Linked DNA regions of Mus musculus: all the other regions are linked to region 5. A link is a loop called in an ENCODE intact Hi-C map of the cell type or tissue named here. Cell type or tissue: left cerebral cortex. All regions are shown on one strand.

The links. Peaks named below come from ENCODE experiments on the same cell type or tissue, not always from the same donor. Only the 100,000 strongest peaks of a DNase experiment are listed, where the experiment ranks them.
Region 1: it touches region 5 in a loop (2.9-fold over the local background); 17 of 42 quality-filtered maps call a loop at or near these places.
Region 2: it touches region 5 in a loop (6-fold over the local background); 9 of 42 quality-filtered maps call a loop at or near these places.
Region 3: a loop joins it to region 5, with 8 times the contacts of the local background. A loop is called at or near these places in 22 of 42 quality-filtered maps.
Region 4: it touches region 5 in a loop (4-fold over the local background); 11 of 42 quality-filtered maps call a loop at or near these places.

The regions. Positions count from the first base shown.
Region 1 is chr10:12,216,360-12,221,359 of GRCm38, forward strand. No RefSeq gene overlaps it. Among named protein-coding and RNA genes, the nearest start is that of Gm23680, 140 kb to the right of the region's middle. In left cerebral cortex, a CTCF peak has its summit at 2,714 (motif pointing right); a DNase peak (open chromatin) is centred at 2,712.
Region 2 is chr10:11,838,819-11,843,818 of GRCm38, forward strand. No RefSeq gene overlaps it. Among named protein-coding and RNA genes, the nearest start is that of Gm22546, 190 kb to the left of the region's middle. In left cerebral cortex, a CTCF peak has its summit at 2,518 (motif pointing right); DNase peaks (open chromatin) are centred at 2,493 and 2,850.
Region 3 is chr10:11,447,749-11,452,748 of GRCm38, forward strand. Epm2a (epilepsy, progressive myoclonic epilepsy, type 2 gene alpha) reads left to right here. Exons shown (of 4, transcript NM_010146.2): 3 at 894-1,135. Among named protein-coding and RNA genes, the nearest start is that of Epm2a, 110 kb to the left of the region's middle. In left cerebral cortex, a CTCF peak has its summit at 2,334 (motif pointing right); DNase peaks (open chromatin) are centred at 2,370, 3,187, 3,591, 3,990 and 2 more places; H3K4me3 peaks cover 372 bases; H3K27ac peaks cover 597 bases.
Region 4 is chr10:11,359,596-11,364,595 of GRCm38, forward strand. All of the region lies in intron 1 of Epm2a (epilepsy, progressive myoclonic epilepsy, type 2 gene alpha), which reads left to right. Among named protein-coding and RNA genes, the nearest start is that of Epm2a, 19 kb to the left of the region's middle. In left cerebral cortex, a CTCF peak has its summit at 2,851 (motif pointing right); a DNase peak (open chromatin) is centred at 2,877.
Region 5 is chr10:12,609,656-12,614,655 of GRCm38, forward strand. The region is part of intron 50 of Utrn (utrophin); the gene reads right to left. Among named protein-coding and RNA genes, the nearest start is that of Gm25139, 240 kb to the left of the region's middle. In left cerebral cortex, a CTCF peak has its summit at 2,992 (motif pointing left); DNase peaks (open chromatin) are centred at 556, 2,099, 2,963 and 4,265; H3K4me3 peaks cover 2,997 bases; H3K27ac peaks cover 2,365 bases.

The DNA.
Region 1 (5,000 bases), 390 kb before region 5:
CATGACTCTGATGCTCCCAGTATATGTGTTTTGTATATATGTGTGGTATATATGTGATGTGTGGTGTGTATGTATGTGAGATGTATTTACATGAGTTATGGATTAGTTTATTATTGTTATAATCAGTAAGTTTTATAATACTTACAATAAAAGACATTTTATTCCTCTCTCATGTCAGGATTCTATTAGTTATTACATTTGATTGGTTATTACAATTTGTGTAATTGACCCTGTCAAGTGTCACAGTTGACTACATACAGGCAAAATAGAAAAGAACAGAAGAGAAATGTTCACTTCTTCAGCAATGTGGTGTGTGTATACACACACACACACACACACACACACACACACACACACACACACACACACACATATATATATATATATATATATATATATATATATATATATAGTCTTTCCTATTTTCTCGGGGAGCATTCATCAGGTTATCCACACATGCATCAAGTGAGGTTAATAACAGTGGTTGCATGTTAGGCTACATTTGCCCCCAGTAACAATAAAACAGAAGAAACATTAGAATTTAAGGACAATCTATTCTTTTTGCCATGATCATCATCTCTAATACACCATATTCTCATTCATAAAATACTTATCACCCCCCAGAAAAGTAAGCTTCAAGTTTTGTCTAATTCCTGCATTAGAGACAGTCTACCATGTTTTGCTAGCATAGAGTATTCTCACATAGGATAAGATGTGTCACCATAGTAACCCTAGTGGCCTAAAGTTTCAAGTTTCCTTTCTTGCAGCTAGATATCTGGCCCAGAGGTTTAGAAGACATACTGCTTTCCCAGAGGATCTGAACTTATTTTCTAGAATCCACAGCAAACAGGTCACAACTGCCTGTAACTTCAGCCCCAGAGAATCCAATACCTCCTTTTGGCCTCTACAGGCACTTACAGTTAGGTATACAATATCCTCCCAACAGACATACACACACAAATATATACACACACCTGCACACAGAAACACACACACACACCACAATAAACTAAATTTTCCTCCACTTCTGCTCTACCGTCACCCTGATACCCAAACTATACAGAGATTTAGCAATGAAAGGGAATTACAGACCAATTTCTATTATGATAATAGGTACAGAAATAATTGCAAACCTAATCTAAGAACACATCTAAAAGATCATCCACCATGATCAAATAGGTTTCATCCCAGAGATGCAGGGATGATTTAACGTATGAGAATTAGTGAATGTAATACACTTTATAAACAAACTGAAAGAAGAAAAACAACTATCTCACTAATACCAAAACAAGCCTTTAGCAAAATCCAATTCCTCTTCCTGACAAAAATGTTGAATGTTTGCATGTAGAAGAATGCCAATAGATCCATATTTATCACCCTGAACAAAAATCAAGTTCAAGTGGTTCAAAGACCTCAACATTAAACCAGATACACTGAACCTGATAAAAGAGAATATAGGGAATAGGCTTGAATATCTTAGCAGAGGAGACAACTTCATAAACAGAGCACCAATAATGCAGGCTCTAAGATTGACAATTAATAAATGCAAAGCTTCTGTAAGGCAAAGGACACAGTCAGAAGGACAAAAAACCTCACGAACTTTACATCTGATAGAGGCCTAACATACAAAATACATAAATAACTCAAGAAAGTAGGCGCCAACAAACCAAACAATCTAATTTTTAAAATGGGATACAGATCTAAACAGTATTCACAATAGAGGAATCCGAAATGACTGAGAAACACTTAAAGAAATGTTCAACATCCTTAGCCATCAGGGAAATACAAATCAAAACAACCCTAAGAGTCCATCTAACACCTGACAGAATGGCTACAAAAACACAAGTGATAGCTCCTGCTGGCAAGAAGGTGGAGCAAGGAGAACACTTGCCCACTACTGGTGAGAGGGAAAACTTGTACAGCCAATAAATATGGCAGTTCCTCATCAAACTGGAAGTCAGTCTACCTCCAGACTCAGCTATAACACTCTTGTGCATATACCCAAGATACTTGTTTAACTATATTCATAACGATTTTATTTGTAATAGCCAGAAATTGGAAAAAACAAACAAACAAACAAAAACAAGATGTCCCCCAATGGAAGAACGAATAAAGAAAATGTGGTAAATTTACACATTGGAGTATTACTCAGCTGTTAGGAAAAATAACATCATCAAATTTTCAGGCAAATATATGAAACATGGCATGTACTCAGCTATAAAAGAATATTAGTCAGTAACAATAATCACAGTGCAACCCACAGATTCAGAAAGGCTAAGTAACAAGGAGGGTTCTAAGGACACATGGGTCTCCCTGGAAAGGGGAAATAGAATAGATTGTGAGGGCAGACTGGGATGGGGTGAGCATGCAGACAGAAGGAATCAGGTGGGGCAGGGAGGGCAGGAGGGAGAGAGTACAGGGAGAAACAACTGGAAAAGTGGCCATTCTGGGAATGTGGAAACTCACTTCAGTGGAAACTGCCTGGAACCTATGAGGGTGACCCTACTGAGGACTCCTAGTAATGGAGAGTACTGAGCCTGAACTAGTCATCTTCTGTAAACTAGCAAGGCTCTCTCAGTGGTGGGACCAACTCCAACCCAGCCACAAAACCTTTTACCCACACCTGTCCTGCCTACAAGATGTGCTGGGGCAATGGTGGCTCAGAGCTTGTGACAAAGGCCAACCAGTGACTGATTTATCTTGAGGCTTAAGCCACAAGAGGGAGCCCATGTCTGACACTCCCTGGATGTCTAAGATCCAGAAGCTGAATGGTTCAGAGACCTAGGCTAGAACCAAATATGACTGACAAGGAAAAAAAAAATCAATGAAATGAGTCCTAATAATCCCCTATCCTCATAGCTTGGTGCCTAGACCAATCACCATCAGAGAGACCTCCTCCAACCACTGATGGGAGCAGATGCAGAGACATTAGGTGGAACTTGGAGAGCCCTGCAGAAGACTGGCAGAAAAGACTGTAGGAGCTAGAGGGGTGGAGACCACAGACCACAGAACTGACTATGTACAGCTCATAGAGGCTCACAAAGACTTCAGTGGCAATCAAAGAGCCCACATGGGTCTATACTCAATCCTCTACATACATGCTGTGGTTGCTTAGCTTTGGGTATTTGTGAGAGTCCAAACAGTGGGAAAGGAGCACCTCTAACTCCATTGCCTGCTTGTGGGACCCTTTCCCTCCTGCCTGGTTGCTTTGTCCAGTTTTGACATGAGGATTTATGCCTGGTCTTATTGTGTCCTGTTAGTCTGTCTTTGGTTGACATTTCTGGAGCTCTGCTCTTTTCTAAAGGGAATTGGAGGAGCAATAAATCTGAGGGAAAGGTAAGGCCTGGGAAGGTTGGAGGGCAGGGACGCTGCAGTCTGTACATATTGTATGAGAGAAGAATAAATAGATAGATAGATAGATAGATAGATAGATAGATAGATAGATAGATAGATAGATAGATAGATAGATAATAGAAATAGAAAGGTAAAGACACTTTGACAAAACAGAGGAGTCGGGATTTTTAAAAGTTCATGTCTGTCTATTACTCATGCTATGCTGTGCTTACAGACAGGAGCCTGGCATGGCTGTCCTCTACCATGAGGCCACACCAGCAGTTGAGTGAGAGAGAAGCAGATACTGTCACCCAGCATTAGGGGAAGGAATAAAGAAACTGAAGGGGAGAGTGACCTCATAGGAAAAAACAACAGTTTCAACTAACCCAGACCCCAGGGAGCTCCCAGAGACTGGGCCACCAACCAGGAGCATACATGGGCCAGTCCAAGGCCCCTGGCACATACATAGCAGAGTTCTGCCTGGTCGGGCCTCAGTGGGAGAAGGTGTGCTTAATCTTCCAGAGACTTGAGGCTCCAGGGAAGGGGGAGGTCTGCTGTGGGGAGCACCCTCTCAGAGGCAAGAGGAAGAAGGAGTGGGATAAGAAACTGTGAGAGAGGGGACCAGGATGAGCAGGGGACAATGACTGGAATGTAAATTTTTTAAAAAGTTCATGTCGGATATTCTGAAGAATCGTTGCTAATATAGCAGGGCCATCCACTGAGAATTCTAGTACAGTAGAGTAAAGACAAGGAAAGAGGAAAGAAAGGAAGGGAGGGAGGGAGGGAGGGAAGAAGGAAGGACAGAAATACTAATGAGAAGAATAAAGATCCTTCAGGCAGACAGTGGTGGCCTTTCCTTGCTTTGGCTAATTCTGCTTTTTCGGAGGGTCTCCTTCTCCCACCACAGCCCTCCATAGCTCCTGGCTATGTTTACTGGAGTTTGTCTTCCAGGAACCTGTGACATTTTATCATGCCCCACTTAATTAACTTCATGGCTTTCTCACGCAGCTTTCTCAGGCTTTCCAGTGGCTCCTTTGAGGCCAAATGTTTAAACCTTAGACGTGAATAGAAAGGAAATACTTTCAGCCTGTCTTCTCCTGTGGGAGTAGGGAGTAAGGTTACTGTTCGCCTGAGAGTTCCGATGAGCATGTGTTCTATTTACCCATTAGCTTTTTTATTTTTAATCTACAGTTCCTAATTACTGGCTTTATCCAATCCTAAGTCTTCAGACTTCAGAGTTCTGAAATGTATATATTAGTTTGCTTATGATTTCAGTTCAGTGGTTCAGTCTCTAAATCTAGTACAAGCTCATGTCTAAAATGGCCTGCACCTTTGAGGCATTTGCTCAAAAATTTTTTAACTTTTGGCTAGCAGTAGGCCTTGGCTCTAGGCTATCATTCCAGTCTGACACTGTAGTCTCTGGGTCAGAAAGAAAGAGAGTGAGAGAGAGAGGCAGAAAGAGATAGAGAGAGATAGACAGAGAGAGACAGAAACACAGAGACAAAGAGACAGAGAGAATCAGAGACAGAGAGACAGACAGAGGCACACAAAGAAACAGAGAGAAACAGAAAGACAGACACTGAGACAGAGAGTGATTTCTCTGTTTTTGTCTTCTCCTGGCAAAGAGCTATTAAATTGTGTTGCAGGCCCGCCTAAGTAAGCAAAAA
Region 2 (5,000 bases), 770 kb before region 5:
TCCAGGTCCAGGAGATCAGCCAACTTTCAGGGATAGCCCTGACGAGAACTGCCACTGAAGATTTTGATCTTCCCCATCCTGGGTGTCTCTGCTTGGTGCTCCTTGCTCAGTGCTCCTTGCTCAGTGCTCCTTGCTCAGTGCTCCTTGCTCAGTGCTCCTTGCTGCTGAGGAGCCAGGAAGCAGAGTGAGCCCAGAGACATGAACTTACAGCTTCACACTGCTGCTCTGCCATCTCCTTTGTGTAAAGAAACAGGAGGGAAAAGATGCTTAAAAATGAGGAGCTCTGCCCTCAATCTTTGTTGCGCTCTGTGGTAGACAGAGTATGGGGGTGAAAGAGAATGGAGGAACCTTTACCTGAAGGCACTTCAAGGCTAACAATGTCCTCAGGCATGAGCTGAACTCAGTAAGAACTAGGTAAAGAAGACCACATCCCCAAAGGAGACAGGTTTATCAGAGACAGACGTCCCTGACTTATTCTGCTTTTCAGTGAGTTGGCTTCAGGAATGTTCCTGCCTGCGTTTGACGGAATGGGAATGGATTAGGTTCAGCTATCGTCAGTGGCACACAGTTCTAATGTTTCAGCTTACCTGTCCCTGCTCTTCAGCATAGCACTCTGCTTTTCAGCCTTGGCTTCGGCTTTCTCTTCAGCAAGGTTTCTTTTTTTTTTTTTTTTTTTATATTTTTTTTTCCATTTTTTATTAGGTATTTAACTCATTTACATTTCCAATGCTATACCAAAAGTCCCCCATTCAGCAAGGTTTCTATGTGGATTTGCATCTTCAGGATCTCAGTTTTTATTCTGTGTCATTGACAGTAGTAACCAGCAAGGTGCTAGCTGCGGAGTGAGTGTTCAGTTAATATATGATTGAGCTACACATATACCTTGTATAGAAATAAGCCCGTGCACACACATGCTGGACCGGCTATACATTAGAAAGCGAAGGATCTGGGTTTTTATTAGAAACTTTTTTGTGTGTTTAAATTAAATCAATGGCTTGTAAAATTTCACCTTTGCTCTTACTTCCTCCTCACCTCCTTGCAATCTGAGACATAGAAAACATAAGTAGTTGCCCTGGAGACAATTGCTGAGCACTAGAGGGTCCATCCAAGAACAGCAGTGAGAGCTGCTATGTTAGACAACATCAACAGTGTGCAATAATCTCTTTGCTTTCAATAAAATTGGGGCTGATAATCATCTTATTTATACTAAGCTCCACAACTTGTTAGGATTTTGAGATGATAATACACTTGTTGGGAAATAGTCACTGACTCCAGGACAATCCCCAGAGTCCTAGTCCTAGCCTCAGCTACCCCATCTCAGGCTCTGCACCTTTGAGAACCTTTCCTAATAAGCCATTGTGGTTTGACTACTAATGTCCTCTCAGGCTCATGTGATGAACACTTGATTCCCAGACAGTGGTATTATCTTGGAAGGATCTCCAAACTTTAGAAGTGGAGATCTAGCTGGAAAAAAAAAATCAGACAATGAGGGTTTGAGTCCTTGGGAGGTTTTGTTCCTTGGCCTTTCCTGTCCTTCTGTCCTCTCTTGCCCCCTCCTTTCTTTCTCTCTCTCTCCCTCGCCCTCCTCCTTCCTTCTCTCTCTTTCTCTTTCTCTCCTCCTCCTGCCCCTTCTTCTTTCTCTTCCCTTTCCCTTTCTCCTTCCTCCTCCTCTTTATCATCTGCCTCCTCCTCCTCTTTCTCCTTCTCCTCTTGCTACTTCTTGCCTCTGTCAGGCGGGTAAGTTACCCTACTATATACTGTAGCTAGTATGGCACTACCATGGTGATCTGCTCTAGCTCGGAATCAGTGGAGTTACATGTGAACTAAAATTTTGAAACTATGAGTTAAATCAAGTCCTTCTCATATTACATTGTTTTCTGGATCTTGTGATTATAGAGACAGAAAAGCAAACAACACAGTAGCAGACGCAAGTTAACAGCTTCCTAGTCAAGCCAGGCCCAGCACTGTGGCTCTAGCTGGCAACTGGTACCTGTGGTGGCTCTACCAGCTGTCAATCCAGTGAGTCTCATTTGACAGTATTTCTCAAAGTGACAAACTAGTCTGATTCAGGCATGTGTGAAACCCTCCCAAGACTATTCTCTTTGAATTATCAGGTAACATTAGAAACTCAATTATTTAGTTTAACAGTAAACATTTCAGCCTCTCTTGAAAGATTGAGGGTCCTAGGGAAGCTAGCCTTTCATTCCCTCCCGAAAACTCACAGAGTAAGCAGGGCGATAACTTCTCACTTCAGCCAGCGTATGTGCTCTCAGCTCAGCAACACCACCTCCCTTCCTGTTCACTGAAAGAGCTGAGAGTTTTAACCTTCATAGCTTTGACTCCGTGCATCTTGACTTTGCTCTGGCTGGTTCAATAAGAACTTCACATCCCACTGCTTGGTTCTAGACTTACAGGTCATTTAGTCTGACCACGCTCCTGCTGTGCCTCCTGACTCATTTGTAAATCTGGTGCTAGTAGTCGGCTCCGTTTTCTTCTACCTCAAGGTGGCACATTTGGACTTTGCAGACCTGAAGTGTGGGCAATTTAATCCCTGTGATACCCAAGTTCCACAGAAGCAAACCTAGAATGGAAGAGGAATTTGAACACTAATCTTAATATTAATTACCAATTATAGACAGGAATAAATTTGGGACTGCCGCTAAATATATTTGTTTCGTAAGTGAAAAAAAAAATTCTGTCTTCCACAGGAAAACTGCTGCTGCCAATTATGTTGCTATTTCTGTGGAGGAATTGCTTCAGCAGGGGCAGGCCCAGGGGTTCTACCCACTCAGATGCTATTTTCTCCCTTAATTGTGACTGCCACCTGCCTGTTGGTGAATTCACAGCTATACCAACAAACAAGAACATTCGAAAGTCACACGCAACCGGAGATCTTGCCTCAGTTTTGGCTCATGGCATTAACACACCACCTCAAGCATAGTTGCCTAAAATAGCTGCTCTTACTTGCTCATGCTTGCGTGACTCACCATCTCTGAAGGAGCAGTCATCCGATGCCATCACCTGGCAGTGGGATAGTGGCCCTTTTCGTGTCTCTGTCAATTATCATCTCTCTGAGCAGTGGGGCTTCTCTAGGCTTCTTGGTATGGTGGTTTCTGAGAGGCCAAAGAATGAGAGATTTTGTGATGAAGGGTCTGCTATATTCTATTGCCAAAAATCAAGTCATAAGGCCAGGCTATACTCAAATCATGGGGAAACAAAGTGTTAACATTCTTGATAGGGGAACAGGGGTCACATGGTATGTATTCAGATCTGAGCTGTCATCATCCTCTTTGCAACAATAATAGAACTGAATCTGAGGCTGGAACTGATAAGGGGATAGGGTCTGCTCTAATGGAAGAAAGAGATTCTGACTGAAAATGACGATAATCTATTGGGAATCTTGTACATTATAAAAAGGTTTTAATAGGATGGGAAATGTAAAGTCAAGATAGACTGTAAAGAGATTCTTGCTTGAAATTCACCAGGAAACCATAGAGGTGAAAAGAAAGAGAGAAATGAAAAATGAAAGATGGGAGGAAGAGCTTCTGGGTCTGGGAGAGCAAAAGCAAGGGACTGTGAACTTCCTGAAGCAGTCATCAACTGTTTGCTCCAATGTGGTCCAGTCACATCCTGCCCTGACTCAGCCCAAAGCTTATCCTGGATTTTCCAATCTACCACTTCTGCTTTCTCTCTCTCCCAAGTTCGGGAACTTCTCTAGACCAGTGGCCATGAGACATACAGACAACATCTAAGTTTCTTCTTCATTCTAGATACTGCAATGTGGAAATGAGTTTTATATACCTTTAAATAATATTATTCCTTTATGAATAAGTATAGTATTCTCGTTACAAAAATTTGAATTTGCCATTAAAGATACACAGAAAAGAAAACAGGGACATAGAGAGATAGAACCTGAACTGAAAAGTCCGAGTGAAGCCTGAATCCTCTAGACCCTCAGACCTCTTCTTGCCTGCTCACAGAAACATCAGCTGTTACGTGCCCTCTGAATGATCAAAAAGTTCAATATGACTCTGATTAGCAAGTGAGAAATATAGACTGAAATGTACCTTGACTAAAATAGCAAAGAAGCGGGGCAGGTCATATAAGCAGTTAACAACACCATTGCCATAGAAACAAGAAGCAATAGTAAGCAGACACCAGGTAGTACTTGTTGTAAGACATTGAGTTATGACATCTTGATTTTGACAACACTCACACACCTTGCCACAGCAGTGAAGGCATTAAAATGAAGCAGAGATTGAAAACTGGATGTATCTGCATCTCTTAGTGATCCTGAAGTGAACGAGGAAGGTGGCTGAGGAAAAAAGCCCTTGGAAGGAGAGCATTTACCACCATGGGGGAAGGTGGCTTTCAGATGGCTTGCCCCATGCCTAGCTTCTGTACATGAAAGTCACCATGTAGGCTATATTTATCTTATTTGTGCTTCATCATTTCCATTGAGAAAACCGAAGAAGCATAATTGGTTGATCTCAACAGTTTGAACTCTCACTTTGTGTGCTATATATAGACATACCTCATCTACTGATTCTATGCATGTCGTGTGTCTGTGTAACATTTGAAACAACTGCTGTACTCATTAGCCAGAAACCATTCACCATCACCATCTACACTCTAGACATCAATGGTATCTCTGAGTTCTAGACACTGGTATCTGGTAACATTAGGGAGGGTCTAACTGTCATTTTAAATCTGAAATGTCTCCTATAGGCTTATATTTTTGAATGTGTTATCCACAGCTTGTGGCTCTATTTAAAGAGCTGTAGCATCTTGAAGAGGTTAGGCCTCGATGCCCGCAGGACACTACTAAAAGACTCTAGGGACTATAACTATTCCTGGTTTTCATGTTTTCTGCTTCCAGATCTACTAAGATATAAGTTCTCTCTGCTACGTGTTCCCACTGAAATCTTTCTGAAACAGTGAGCCAAAATACCCCCCCTTTACCATCTAAATGATTTGTGTCATATAGTAGTCACAGCAAG
Region 3 (5,000 bases), 1.2 Mb before region 5:
ACCAAAAGTCCCCCATACCCACCCACCGCCACTCCCCTACCCACCCACTCCCCCTTTTTGGCCCTGGCGTTCCCCTGTACTGGGGCATATAAAGTTTGCAAGTCCAATGGGCCTCTCTTTCCAATGATGGCTGACTAGGCCATCTTTTGATATATATGCAGCTAGAGTCAAGAGCTCAGGGGTACTGGTTATTTCATAATGTTGTTCCACCTATAGGGTTGCAGATCCCTTTAGCTCCTTGGGTACTTTCTCTAGCTCCTCCATTGGGAGCCCTGTGATCCATCCATTAGCTGACTGTGAGCATCCACTTCTGTGTTTGCTAGGCCCCGGCATAGTCTCACAAGAGACAGCTACATCTGGGTCCTTTCAATAAAATCTTGCTAGTGTATGCAATGGTGTCAGCATTTGGATGCTGATTATGGGGTGGATCCCTGGATATGGCAGTCTCTACATGGTCCATCCTTTCATCTCAGCTCCAAACTTTGACTCTGTAACTCCTTCCAAGGGTGTTTTGTTCCCAATTCTAAGGAGGGGCATAGTGTCCACACTTCAGTCTTCATTCTTCTTGAGTTTCATGTGTTTAGCAAATTGTGAATTGATAGATTTTGTGTAACATTCATAGAGCACATACAACATGTTGAGTTTATTTTCATATGTTCCTAGATTTAGTTTCTATGTCCACTTCCTGTTGTGCTTGTTGATATCATAATAAGTTTTCCTGAAGCAGTAAAACAAGTAGTTTTAAAAACTAGTATTATTTCTTATATACTTAAAAAAAATCCAGCCTTATCAGATTGGAAGATGAATTGTACTTCAATAGCATATGTTGTATGCAGATGCTGAGAACTCAAGTTAGAACCTTAGTAATGGTTGACCCCGTATGTTCTTTCTAGAATTCTACCAAATATCTGGCTGGGTAGCTGCCCTCGCCAACTGGAACATGTGACCATCAAACTGAAGCATGAACTGGGAGTTACAGCTGTCATGAATTTCCAGACTGAATGGGATATCATCCAGAATTCTTCAGGCTGCAACCGCTACCCTGAACCCATGACTCCAGACACCATGATGAAGCTGTATAAGGAAGAAGGCTTGTCCTACATCTGGATGCCCACTCCAGACATGAGCACTGAGGGTAAGGGCCAGAAGTAGCACTCGGATTCCTTGCTGAATTTGCTTCAGGGACCTGTTTGTCTTCCTCTCATCTATAACTGAATGTCTAAACTCTGAATTATAAAAGTGGAATCAACATAGGGATTTAGATTTAATATGCATTTAGACACTTTGACAGGATTCTGTTTAACGTGGCTTCATATATATGTGTGTATGGAGCATACAGTCCCTAAGGGATGGCAAGTCTTAATGAATGAACTAAAGTAGGGGTTTAAAAGCACAATGGGTTGGTTATAAAGACAGACAGATATTTTGGGGAGCTTGCGTAGATAATCTAGAAAGGCTTTTGAGGCCGTGATGCCTGAGGTACTGGGGAGTGGCTTTGCAGTGACTGGGGAGAGGGCACGAGGAAGAGGAGAGGATGGAAGAAATAGCGATGTAGAAGAATCTCTATGCCCTGATAGGATGTGGCACCTTGTAGGAACTGAAAGACCAGTGTGGCTAAAGAACTGAGAATATGAAAATACCCCCAGGACTTGAGCTACAGTAGCAAACGATGTTACATTGTCAGAATAGCTTCAGCAGGGAAAAAGGTGGGAAGCCGGGGAGGGTGGAGGTCCTTTTTGTTTTAGTTTGTTTACCAAAAGTATATCTATTGCTGCAGGAACAGCTTGCAGCTGGGTCTGGGAGTCCAGTGAGGTGGGTGTAGTAAGATGGGTAATAATCTGGAAGGTGAGGCCCTGGGCTGTGGGGAGGAGCATGGTAGTTAGTGAGGCAGCACTGACTGGGCAAGCATGCGAGACCAGTCTTTATGAATGGGTTATGCGGTCGGGTACAGCTGGGGAAGCAGGTGACTAAGTCATAGATGTGACATAGTATGTAAGCGGCAGTAAGGTAAGTTCAGAACCAATTACAGCGCAGAGAAGAGTGGACAATGAATGATGTGATGTGCTCTGGAGATTATGGCTTGTCTCTGACGGGGGCAGATAGGCAGACTACACGATTTCCGGGGCGTTTGAAGTGGGCCTGGCTTGGATGGGAGATGTGGGCAGAGAGAGGAAAATGAGAGGGCAAGGAGGAGCACAGACGAAGGCGCAGAAGCTCGGGCTTGTAGAAGAGCCGGCTATAGATGCAATAGACAGTTGCTGAAAAGCAGGTCTAACTTTTCCTTCCGGTAAAAGAGCCACCTCTCTACGACAGTATTAGTAACGTGTCAGCAGGGGGCAGCAGAGAGCTGTAGAGTGCATGGGTTTGGGGCGTTTGAAGATTTGCTCTTCTGGGTAAGAATGGCATTGAAGCCAGGCCAGGAAGCTCGAAAACGTTTCTCCCCATCCAGCTCTCTCTCGGTGTAATGCATGCTACGTCTCCACCCCTCTCATGAACGAAATGGATTAACTCGTCAGCTTCAGGGAAGATTCTAGGCAGACATTGTAGTCACCCCATTTTGCAGAGGAAAAGACAGGTACAAAATGGTTATGTAACTTAAGACTGAAATGTGGAAAGACATTCCACATTTCAGGGGTGTCATTCTGTGTCACAGAACTGCTCCCAAAGCCAGGCTGCGAAGCCGCAACTGCGCGTTTCTTTGTACGCTTCAGGCAGAGTCCCCAGACCCACGTAATTTCTGTTCTTTGTGTTCATGATTAGTTGCAAAGCTACGAACTGAGGGGACATAGCTTATCTCCCAGAAACCAGAGGTCTGTAAAACAGAACATCTTGAGGACCATAGGAAACCCATGTCACTGGCCACCTTGACACTTCAAAGACATCAGGTGGAATTTAAGGCATTTTCTTGAGGCTAAACCCCAAACCAGACAGAGTTTATATCAGCAGAGAGAAGGACAGCTTAGCTCTCTGGAGATCGTCTGTCTGGTTTTAAGACAGTCAAAGAATTGTTCGAGCCTTCAACTGTAGCACAGAGATTTTGATTTGGCGTCTATGGTTCTAATTCCACAGCATCATTGCCCACCTGGGTAAACAGGAGGGGACAGGCAGGCAGGGAGCAGTTGAGCCATTAATTCTGCTACTCCACCCTCCCCTTCCCATGCTCTGCTAACTGAAGGGTCCCAGGTCTAAAAGGGAATTTTCTCAGTAGTTTGGTTTCATCTTTCTGCTGGGAGCCATTGTAGTTGTATTCAAAGCATGGTTGTGGGGGGGTCACTGGGTCACCAGGTCAGGGTGTCTATGGCTATCTCCAATGCAGAGCTATCATAGCAACAGGAAGAGAGCCAAGAAGCCCACAACTGCCATAGCACAAACACTGACACCGAATAAAAGATTTGGTTCAGTTGGACCTTGACAGGTTATCAAAGAGTTAACCATTTCAGAGTGGCAGGGTGACTTTCTTCCAACAGATTAATCTATGTAGCTTATAATTATAGACCAATGCACATATAGATTCCCCCACCCGAGTATTTTTAGAACACCAGGGGGAGGGGGGTGGGATCTGTCTGGAAGCATTCTGAGCTGCTGCATAATGCTGTCAGGTGAAGTCTGGAAGGAGAGTCTGTTAGACTCAATTGTCATAGAGCGGCTGCAGTCAATTGTCCTATCGATCCTTCCTGTTGTACACTTTGTCATATAAGGACGACTAGCTTAGATATCTTCCTTTTCAGTTCTCCTTTTTAAAAAATGGCTCCTCTCTTTCACCTGGGGAATGAAAAAAAAAATCTCCAAGTCAAAGGAATAAACTGCGTTTGCTCATTAAACCCCCCTTCTCAGGGGGAAGTTCCATTGAGTGCTGCTCTCTGCTCTGTTCCTGTAACAGCTTAGCTCTTTCCTTCCCAGTGAGTTCTAAGATTCTGGGTGTTGCTTTGCTACCACGCTTCAGTCATTCTCTCACTCAGCAGACTCAGTTCATCTCTGCCTTTCTGCCATAACACTGACCTGGCAGTGCCTAAATACCTGGCAGGCTGGAGCCTGGTCGGCCTTGGGTAGCTTGTAGACGGGTCTATTCCTGTACTGGCCATCCAGGGATGGGATCTCTACTAACTAGATTATAATAGACTGTAAGATTAGTCACAAGCTTTAAAAAATATCTTATTACTTCTCTGAGAGTTTCATAAAATGTGTTTTGAACACACTCATCCACATGCCTCCCTGTAATTCCTTCTAGGTCCATCCTGCACCCTGGACTTCCGGTACCCTGCCCACTTTGTATTCTCTTTGTGTTTGTTTTGTAAATAAATCATGGTGTCCACTTTGTGCTGCCTATATGGTACAGGGCCATCCTCTGCAGCATGGTCAACCGACTGGAGACACTTTTGCAAAGAAAAGTGGCTCTCCCTGCTTAGAGCTGTCAAGTACCCATAGCCTTCAGTTAGGGGTGAGAGTTCTTTATGTTTCTACCAAAAGATGTTACAGATAGGATAGACCCTCATCTATCCATCTTGTTAAAGGTGGAAAACAAGACTTTCCAAGTGAAGTGCCAGTGTGCAGTTATGTATCGCCCCAGAGTAGGACAGGGAAGATGCACATGTATGCTGTGGACCTCTTCCTTGGCCAACCGTAGACAAAGCAAAGCAGCCCTGGAGAGGGTCTTGACCTCCCTTACCTCAGGCTCTAAAGAGTCGGGTGTTAAAAAGCTCTTCCGTTTCTAATAACCTTGGCTTGTTCAATCCCTGCTTCCCTTTCAGGGAGCTTTAGTTATCCCAGACTTAGATTAGCCTCTAGCAGGATAGGAGCAAAAGGTAGAACAGAGAATTCTAACATGTCAGATCAAACAAGTGAGATTGCCGTTCAGTTGTTAGGGAGGTATCTAATGCTTGTTGAGTGAGCATCTATGCCCAGTGCTTGTTTTAAATTCCAAGGACAGAAACACAGATGGTGGAGTGTTTTGCTTGACCTACATAAGGTTTACAATTTTTTTTTCAATTTAGTTAGCTGCA
Region 4 (5,000 bases), 1.3 Mb before region 5:
ATTCAATTCATATTGCATCCTTATATTTTGCATAGTTGAAAAATTACATATTTTTGAACTCATATTTTCAGAGTTCTTTCCCACATCCTTAAGAGCTTTTCTTAAGGTCATAGCATTTATCATTTTGCTGAGACATTAGATCCACTCTCATCTCCTGAACTCGTACTGTTTCTGATTATCATGGAGTCATTAGCCTGGGCAGAGAGGACAGTTCTTGAAGGGGAAGCATGGAAATTTGTACAGTATTCTACAAACAAGCCTTACAGCCACAGAAACCATCAGTATTTGTGGAGGCCCATGCCCTGCTGGTTTTGCTCCATGGGCAGGAACCATGTCATTCCATTGCTTACATGGCTGAGCTGGACTTGGCATGTGTGTATCTGCATATAAAATAGGCTTCAGTGTTACTACTTTTGAATTTTGGACATGGGATTTTTTTTTTTACTTGATTTGATTGCCTTTTGATTTTGAATGAATGAAGAGGTTCTATTGTTAGAGAAAGACACTTAGACTCCACTCATGAGTCAAGGGAATTGGAAATAAGATGTAGAAAGACATAATTCAAACTAAACTTTTATTTTTAAAAAGGAAACTAGGTATTCTGTGATTAGAAGACAAAAATGCTCTACAGCTTAAAGTCTGTTAATTTCTCTAAATTCCATGCTTTAATATTCCTTAGACCTTTGAACAGAAGCTGCTTCTGCAGAAAAGCACAAGTTCCAGACCATCCACCCTCATTTCGTGTCTCTTTCACTTTGGGCCACCTGCTTATATCTGCACTTTGGTGTGTTACTGTCTCAGAGTTCTTCCTCAATGATCTCCTTAAGTCCAGGGCTGGAGGAATATAGGTAAATCACTTTCCTAAACCTGTAGTCACCTTGCAGACCTCAAGCTCTTGTCTTAAAAGTTACCACCGCCCCCTAAATTTAATTTTAGTCATTGAGAAAATATCACCATAATTTTCCCTTTTTCAGAAAAAAAAAGACAATCAGGTTTAGTGTTGCATGCCTGTAATCCCAGTACATAGGAAGAGCAAGGGAGGAGATTTACAATGCCAAGGCAGGATCCTGAGCTATAGGTGACCATACCTCACAAATCCAGCCAATAAGCATACTTCCCCACCATAAATCTTGTAAATAAGAATTTTTATGTGCATCTGCTGTGGTCCATTGGTGACACTCTAGGAGTGGATGTCCTTTCTAACTGGTGCCTGGCCAGTATTGATGGGATTCTGTGTGAAGACTTTCATCAGAGCTTCTGGTGTGAGACATAACCTTCAATGTTAACAGAAAGAAGAGACTGCATCCCCTTCCAGCTGGAGCCAGTGTTACTGAGCTATGAGGCTAGGTGGCATTGTATGGAGCTCAAATCTCTCTGTATGTATGAATTGTGCACTTCCTGTCTGTTGAAAGTCACTGTAGTGGCTATTCCTGGTTGTCAACTTGACAATATTTGAAATGAACTACAATCCGGAATTGGAAGGCTCACCAGTGACCCTTATCTGGAGGCTTGGAGATCCTTATCTGGATCTTGGTTTGAAGATCTTGAGCCATAGTGGCTATGGATTCCACAAGATTGAATCTCCGAGTTTAAGAAACACACCTTTAATCTGGGCTATGCCTTTCATCTGGGATTAAAGGTGTGGTGGAACACACCTTTAATCTGGGCTACACCCTCTGCTGGAGACAATATAAGGACATTGGAAGAAGGGAGTCTAGCTCTTGCTCCTTCGCCTGCTTGCTGCGTGAGACTGAGTAACTGCTAGATCCTTGGACTTCCATTCACAGCTGCGACTGAACAATTGTTGGGAATTGGGCTGCCGACTGTAAGTCATCAATAAATTTCTTTACTATCTAGAGACTATCCATAAGTTCTGTGACTCTAGAGAACCCTGACTAATACAGTCACTCAACTCTTTATCAACTTGGAAGTGTATAAATTAGTTAGGTAGTATATTGATTCTAGATATCACTGTACATACAAGCCCTGATGCCCTCACCTAGCTAGCTACAACTTTGCTATGATATAGGATTTTAGAGTCAGGATCTATGCTCACAGCACTATAAAGACCTTCTTCTCTCTGTCTGCATGCCTGGTATATATCAGCATATCACATCTAAATAAATAATTTAAAAGAATTATCTTTCCACCATGTAGGAACACATGGTACCATCTCAGCATATTTTAAAGCACAAAACAATGCTTAGAAATTTCATTAAACACCAGATGAGTGAACAAACTGGATACAGTCACTTTTCAGGATCTAACTAAGGTATTCATGCTGTCTTCTCTTCTTCAGTGTCAGCCCATGCCACTAAGATGAATTTGTATTAGCAGATAAAAATTCCACAGTGTCCAGGACTCCACTTTTTAAAAAGAGTCATTTGAAAATAGAAAACTTTTAAGATTAAAATAGATACACTACTTTTCCTTGGGATAGAACCAAATTTTACAATTTTTTAAAGGAACATAATAGAAGTCTTACAAGAATTTTCAGGTCAACGGAGTTCTCGCTCAGGCTGTGCTATGGAGACCCATGCCTGGGACCTTGGTTGTCCCTGATTCTGAGTCTAACCCTGTGTGGAGGTTAGAGATTGGACAAGAGCAGGACTCAAGACTCCGGAGGAGTGGCCCAGTGGATGAACAGGGGCAGAGAGGAGCAGAGTGCTGTAGGTTTTGCTTCTAAGTAAATGTGAACGCCATTATCAGAGTCAGGGAAAGGGTAATAACACCACTGCTTCAAGTACAGCTGATTTCTTGAGGTATCATGTATTCAGATTAACTTCTGTTATTAAAACTGGAAAGTGCCATGGGATTCTTGCAATCCTTTTCAGACTTTTCTCTGTCTTGTGATTCCACTAGGTGGCAGTGTTTCGTTAGTACTCTTTATGGTTTGTGTGTGTCCTTCCTTCCTCTCCCTCTCCTCCCTGTCTCTCCCTCTCCCTGTCCTCCTCCCTGCTTTCTCCCTCTTCCACCTTTCTGTCTCCTCTTTCTCCTCTCACTCTTCCCCTACCCTCTTTCTCTTTTAAGACAGGGTTTCACTGTTTACCTCTGGCTGGCCTGAAAGTCAGTATGAATATCAATATGTAAACCAGCCTGGCCTCTAATTTACAGGGATCCACCAGCCTCTGCCTTCAAGATCTGGGATTAAAGGCGTACACTACCAGATGCAGCTTCCTCTATTTTAAACAAATACCTTATTCCATCTCAGCTTTCTCTTTCTTCCAATTTCTTCCCAGGAAATTCTGAAACATTTTTTTCCATTCTGTTAAGAGTTTCATAAGATTTAGAACTTTTAGAATTTTTCCCTGTGTGAAGAGTTAAGTATTAGTTTTATGTTGCTCTAGAATATGTAAATTACTTTGATGTGATTAAGATTAAAATTATCTGTAAGAATCTTGCTGTTGATCTTAGCCCTCTGCCCTGTTTAAGTTAGGTTCTCTCATTTGCTGCTACAGATGCCTGACTGGCTGGCCCGTGAGCCTGCTTGCATCCTCCCGCCTCCTCCCGTCTCTGAGAGGTAGCATCTGAGGGATGACAGACTCACGCTACAGCTTTCAGCTTTGAATTCAGTTTCTTGAGGTTAAGGGGCAAGTGCTCTACCCACTGAGCCATCTCCTGTGCCCGCCTGTGGATGCTTCTGACAACGGCGACGAAGGCTTTGCTCATTACATCAGATCATCTCGCTATTGTTACGCCTGTGCCTTTGATATTTATGACATGCTGGAGAGATGTTTTATCGTGGTTTCAGATCAGTGTGCTCCGTGTCAGAATTTCCTGGAGAATTAATTCAGTGAGATGAATTGCATAAGGAAAGTACCCTGTGAACTGTGATAAATCATTCCTTGCTGACATCTGTTGATATTAAGGTTTTATTGTGAGTGAACACATGTGTATTACAAGATTCTTATCCTGTTGCAAACAGAAAAGTAGAGTTATTCAGCACCACAATGACTTTTAGTGTCTACTTAGTCAGGGGCAACTTTGATGCCACAACAGGAACTGTAATTTATCTAAGAGGAAATAACTGCTTTGAAAAATCAGGCTATTTAGAGTTGTTTATAAAATTTGATTCAAATAGAGATTATCATTGCTTTTAAACAGCTGAAACATGATACAAAATTTTAATTGCTTTTTGCCAAATGCATTTTTTGCTGTTTACAGGGAGGAAAATGCTTATTTTATTCTATTCTGCTTTAAAATGTATAGAGCACTCTCCCAAGGCCTGTCCCCCACCTCCTTCCTTTTTTTGTTTTGTTGAGACACAATCCTATGTAGCTTAGGCTCCCTTCAAACTCACACTCACTATGGAAAGGATAATGACTTTGTGCTCAAATCCCACAGGGTTCCAGGGCCTTGTCATTAGGCCGGCTTTCCCTTTTGTCGCTTGGGTCATAATTGTGAGCTACTATATAAACCATGGGGACACTATGTGGGTAAAGCTTTAAAACATGTTTCTGATGATGTTAGCTCATAATTTTGCACTGAATTATAAAGGGAATTGGGAACCACCTAAATTTCTCCACCACTATGTATTTCTGGTGTTTTAAGAATTGCCTTTGAATTTATTTCTGATAAAGCACCAATCCCAATTTGTACAAGTGGTAAAACGAGTCAGCCATGGTGACCTTTAGTGTCAGAAAATTCACACATTTGCTTTGTCTATAAATTAAAAAACAAGACACAAAACAAACAAACAAACAAACAAACAAACGAAACTAGAGCTGTCTGGCCAGTGAGTTAGTTAAGTAGGTTCATGGAGGGTGAGCAAGTGGATTCTATTCTCTCAGAGCTCAGGGCTCTGATAAGTTTGCCAATGTGGACATAGAGTGAGAGTGAGAATCCCCCTGGTCAGGTCCTTTCCTGTTCCTCTGCTCATCAGGAACCATGCTTGCCAAATTTGCAGGCGAGAGAAAATTAGGGGAGTGGGTAATTTGAGGGAATCAGCTTTCAAATATGATTCCCCCGCCCCAAGTAGAAATGAACCAATAAGAAATCAG
Region 5 (5,000 bases):
AACCACTTAACTTTGTGACCGGCATTTGGGGGTGGGGGTGTTTTTCGAGACAGGATTTCTCTGTATTTTCCTGGCTGTCCTGGAACTCACTCTGTAGACCAGGCTGGCCTCGAACTCAGAAATCCGCCTGCCTCTGCCTCCCAAGTGCTGGGATTAAAGGCGTCCGCCACCACCACGCCCGGCTATTTTTTAATCATGTAAAAAGCACTGCATTAAATCATAAGTGAAGTCATTGGTAACATGGGTTTTCTGATTAACGATATGTTACTACTTAAGTAATAAAAGATAATTTTGACATTCGCGTTGATATGAGGAATTATGGTAAAAAGGGAGGTCACAGATCAGCTAAGCTGCTGCCCCTTTGGGAAGCCACAAAACAAAACTCCTGTGACAGTCACAGGCAGGGAGGAAGGTCTCCTGTTTTGAGTCAGTAATCTGGACCTCAGCAGGAACTGCAGAAGACAGAGCATTAAGAAAGTACTCGTTCTGGGAGTTCACACATCTCTGATGAGACACCACAAACAGCACCAAGGAAAGGGGAGAATAAATGTGAATCCCTCCGCATCCGCCATTTTGCTCCACGGCATCTCCACCTCCATACACCTTCTGAACTACCCAACCCACTGGCTTCTCATGAAAGCAAGAACTGACTCATGATCAAGGGGACCTCAGGCTAGGACGTCCATTTACTGTGGCTCAAGAAATATGTGTACGGTTTGGTTACTGAGAGAAACCAAGGGAGCCTGACAGATGGTCTTAAAATACCTCTGTCTTAACATTCAGACTGTGGCCAAGTCAAGCTTGTTTCATGCTCTGAAACACTTCAGGGTTTAGTTATCCAAGGAGAGCAACACACCCCACCTGAAAGTAAAACCTGTAAGGCTTATTTTAAAATGCACCACTCACGTGTTCTATTTTTTTCCCCCAAAACACATATGTTCAACCTTTTTTGTTTTGTTTTGGTTTATTTTTTTGTTTTTTCGAGACAGGGTTTCTTCATGTAGTCCTGGCTGTCCTGGAACTCACTCTGTAGACCAAGCTGGCCTCGAACTCAGAAATCAGCCTGTCTCTGCCTTCCAAGTGCTAGGATTAAAGGCATGTGCCACCACTGTCCAGCACATATGCTTGACCTTATATGAACCTCATATTAACATACAGATGCCAGGCAGCATGTGAACTTAAAAGTCATGTCAAACACTGAGTGATTGGGATATGTTCAGTTATAGAGTTACCCTTTATAAAAGTACCCACACAGGGTCTATGTGGTTCTCACACACAAACATATATACAGACGTCAGGGAGGAGAAACTGATTTTGTTTAAACATCACTTGTCATCCCTGGCTTTCCAAGCCGTCATTGTCCCCTACTAATAAGCCAATGGTGGGAGAAAAATGCACAGAATGAAGGGGCGAATCAGTCTGGGCAGTAAGAAGACAATATTGACCACACGAACAAATCAACACTCTATGATTCTTGAACAGCTGTTTCCTTCTTCATGGCACCTGTGCACAACCTTGAATTAATAATATACACCAGGATGCTTAAAATATTTTAACTCATAGGACACATGACAAAATGTTTGGGCACAAAATTATTTCAGCGAAACTGTTTTACATACATATGCTGGCAGCACAAAAAAATCATAAAACTAAATCAAAATAATTAGCTAAATCAATAAAAATGCTGAAGTCATGAAGGACTCAATTTATAATACTAATTATTTTTCAATGTTCTATGACTCACCCACTAATCTACCTTGTAAGAATCTACTTTTTACCACGTCAATTATTAAATATGCCATTAAAAATGTCCCTGAGGGGGTGGGGGTGGGGGTGGGATTATAAAATTCCTCTCTAACTCAACATAACCTCAATCAGGTTTCAATTCAAAGACTGAAAACAGGCCAAGATAATCACAAAATGCAAACAAGTTAAAGTCAGTAGCAATCTTAAAAGTCACTTACATCCAGCTTTGTGTCCACTGTGCTCTAATAGAGGAAAAATTATCCTCTAGAGTCATTAATATTTTAAAGAAGCTAAGTGATCTAAGCCAAATCAGGAGAAATTAGCATCTAGCGTGGGGTGGCTCGAGGTCATCAGGGCAATTTCAATGCTGCTGCTTCTCAAGTCAGCAGCCAATGTGTTTCTGTTTCCTGCCCAAATTTTAGGGATTGTATAACCAGAAAGAAACACCTTTAAAAGCAAAAAATACAACACCATGTACAGTTGGAGGGGGGTTACTCAGAGCCACAGTTTCCCCAAGTTCTGCCCATCCCTGTCCCTTTCCCTATGAGAAATAGGCAGGGGGAAATACATACAAATAAATAAAACTCAAAATAAGAATACTGTGCACAATTTTCCAGTCGTTTTTCACTTACTTATAAATGACTGATACCCATACAACAGACAAAAGAAAGATGTGAAAGATGAAGAGGGTACAAATATTCAGACACCAGTTTTCAAAATGCCAAGATGAACGCAAAATAGACTCTTCTCTTCTCTCTCTCTCTCTCTCTCTCTCTCTCTCTCTCTCTTTCTCTCTCTCTCTCTCTCGTCTTTAAATGTACTTGAAATATAGACTTTCTGTATTTTTTATGGCAAAACACTGAAGTATTTAACATTTCCTTTCTAAAAGACTAAATTTAGAGAATGTAAGGGATATAGGGGGAAATAGCTGTAACAACATTTGCAATTTAAATAAAGAGAATTCAGTGTCTCGCTAAGCAGATAAACAGTACAGCTGGTCAAACTTGCAGCACAGTGACAGCACTGGTAACAAGTAGGCTCAGTAGATATAGATACCATGCCATTAACAGAGAAGGACAACTGACATTTAAGTCTGTACCTATAATTTTATCCACAATGATATGCATTAGGATCCATTTCCCACATACAATAAGATAAATAAAAGATACCTGCTACCAGTTCATTTATTCATAGTCAACAACAGCATCACGCCACTTCCCTGTCTGGAGTCCCCAAACCTCATATATCACTGCCTGACACTGACACCTACTGGAAAGTACTGGAAGTGTGTGCCCCCCCCCTCCCTGTCTGAGCAGTAGCTAATTTCACATAGGGTAGAGAATATATAAAGGGTAAATTTCAATTGCAAATAAGACAACCTCAGGTTCCCAAAAAGTAATGCCCGTGCCGAAGATTTAAATTCTAAGGCATCTTTGAGAAATTACAAATCTCAATAAATCTTCCCAAAGAATACTCCTGTTGGAAGTGAACTTCCCCATGACTCCAGTAACATGATGTGTGCTTATTCAGGGTCTTATCATAAGACTACTTAGTAGCTTTCTCCAGCACCTTAACTTTGCTTTATGTGTGGAAGTCAACGCACCCAATGGCCTTACAGCTCAAAACCCCTCTGCTTTTGTGAAAGTGCTTATGGGAATAGATGAGAAAAATAATAACCCAGCTTTTTTTTAATGCTTCATACATTTATATCCTTAGCTTTAAAAAAGTAACATATATTAATGATTCATGTATCTATACCAATACTTAAAAAGTAAAATACTAATACTTATTTAGTGAATGCATTTTTCTTCTCCATTATCAAAATTGGCTTTTTGTGAAAATGTAAACATCTTACAAAAACACACGGATTCTTTAAGCAGATGAAATCTCAACATATCCAACAGTTAGTTCTGTACTTTTCCGACTGGATTAATAAGTTGGATCAAGCTTTAATTAACTTAACACAAATGAAAATATAGCATCTCTTTAAAGCACGTCTCACTATATCAATCGATTTCCTAAGATTATATTTTAAAAAGTAAGTTTCTGGACAGACATATATTAAATTAGACAAACTGTAAAGCACAACACTGTGATTAAAAAAAAAAATCAAATTAACAGAATCCAGCTTCCCAGCCTAGACCCATTGCTTTATAGGCAGAGCCTAGGTGCTTCAACACATCAAATTTAACATCTTCAGAAAAATAATGAGATAAGAGGCAGTTTTCCCAATTACTGATCAGTTGATCTTTTAAAGAACAGTAAGATTCCTTCTTTAGAAGCATACTAAGAATTGTACAGGGAGAAAATTGTAATAACATAAAATTTGATTTGCTGCTGCTATAATCTTCCTTTTGCATCATATCATCTTGTTTTTATAAAAATAAGGAGACAGTACGAACACTAAATAAGATAAGACCATGGGCAATAACAAATACTAACCCAAAACAACACAGGAGGACGTGGGACGGCTTGTGTTTAGAATAACTGACATTGCATTCAAAATGTATAACTGTCAAACAAGTTATATCCTAAAACACTACTTAACCCACCTGGCCACAGAAAATTGTGTTCTTCAACTTTAACTAGGACATGTGGACACACAAGAATATAAGAAATGTTTACAATGGGGCTAAGCTTGTTTTTAAAATGGGCATTACTTTTCTTAATTGGAAAATATCAGCTATAAAAAGAAGAGCACGGTAAGCAATCTGTTGAAAGAGCATTCTGAGCTCTCTGCTTGATTTTGCTGGAGCTTAACATTGTATTAATGTGTCATTAAATATTAAGATATTGTAAAGTACCCCAGAGGTAACAGGTCTTAATGAAAATAGTTTGTCATATTTTCTCCAAACAACCCATCTCAGAAGACTAGGTTATAGATGGTAAAATAAAATATGTACTAAAATAGTACTTGTCTCATAGGCTTAAATAAATTTTAATGGAGCGATTTCTTTTAACAGCTTTTGCAATCAGTTGCCTGGAAAGGGAGTTTTTCCTTTCCTTCAGAGGAGCCTGAAAGATGAGTATTTCCTAGCCAGGCAACAGTGGATTCTTCAGACACCCACTCCCTATTTCCAATCAGTTACCTTGCAGAGCTTCTGGTACCGCGGAGAGGAAACTGCCATCCTTTGTAAACGATGTAACAAAACCACAACTTTCTGCAGAGACGTTCTCACCACCGCCATCATTTTAAGTTTACCACACTTCTGAAGAGTCCTCAGAATTTGCATTATAAATGAAGAGCAGCGATC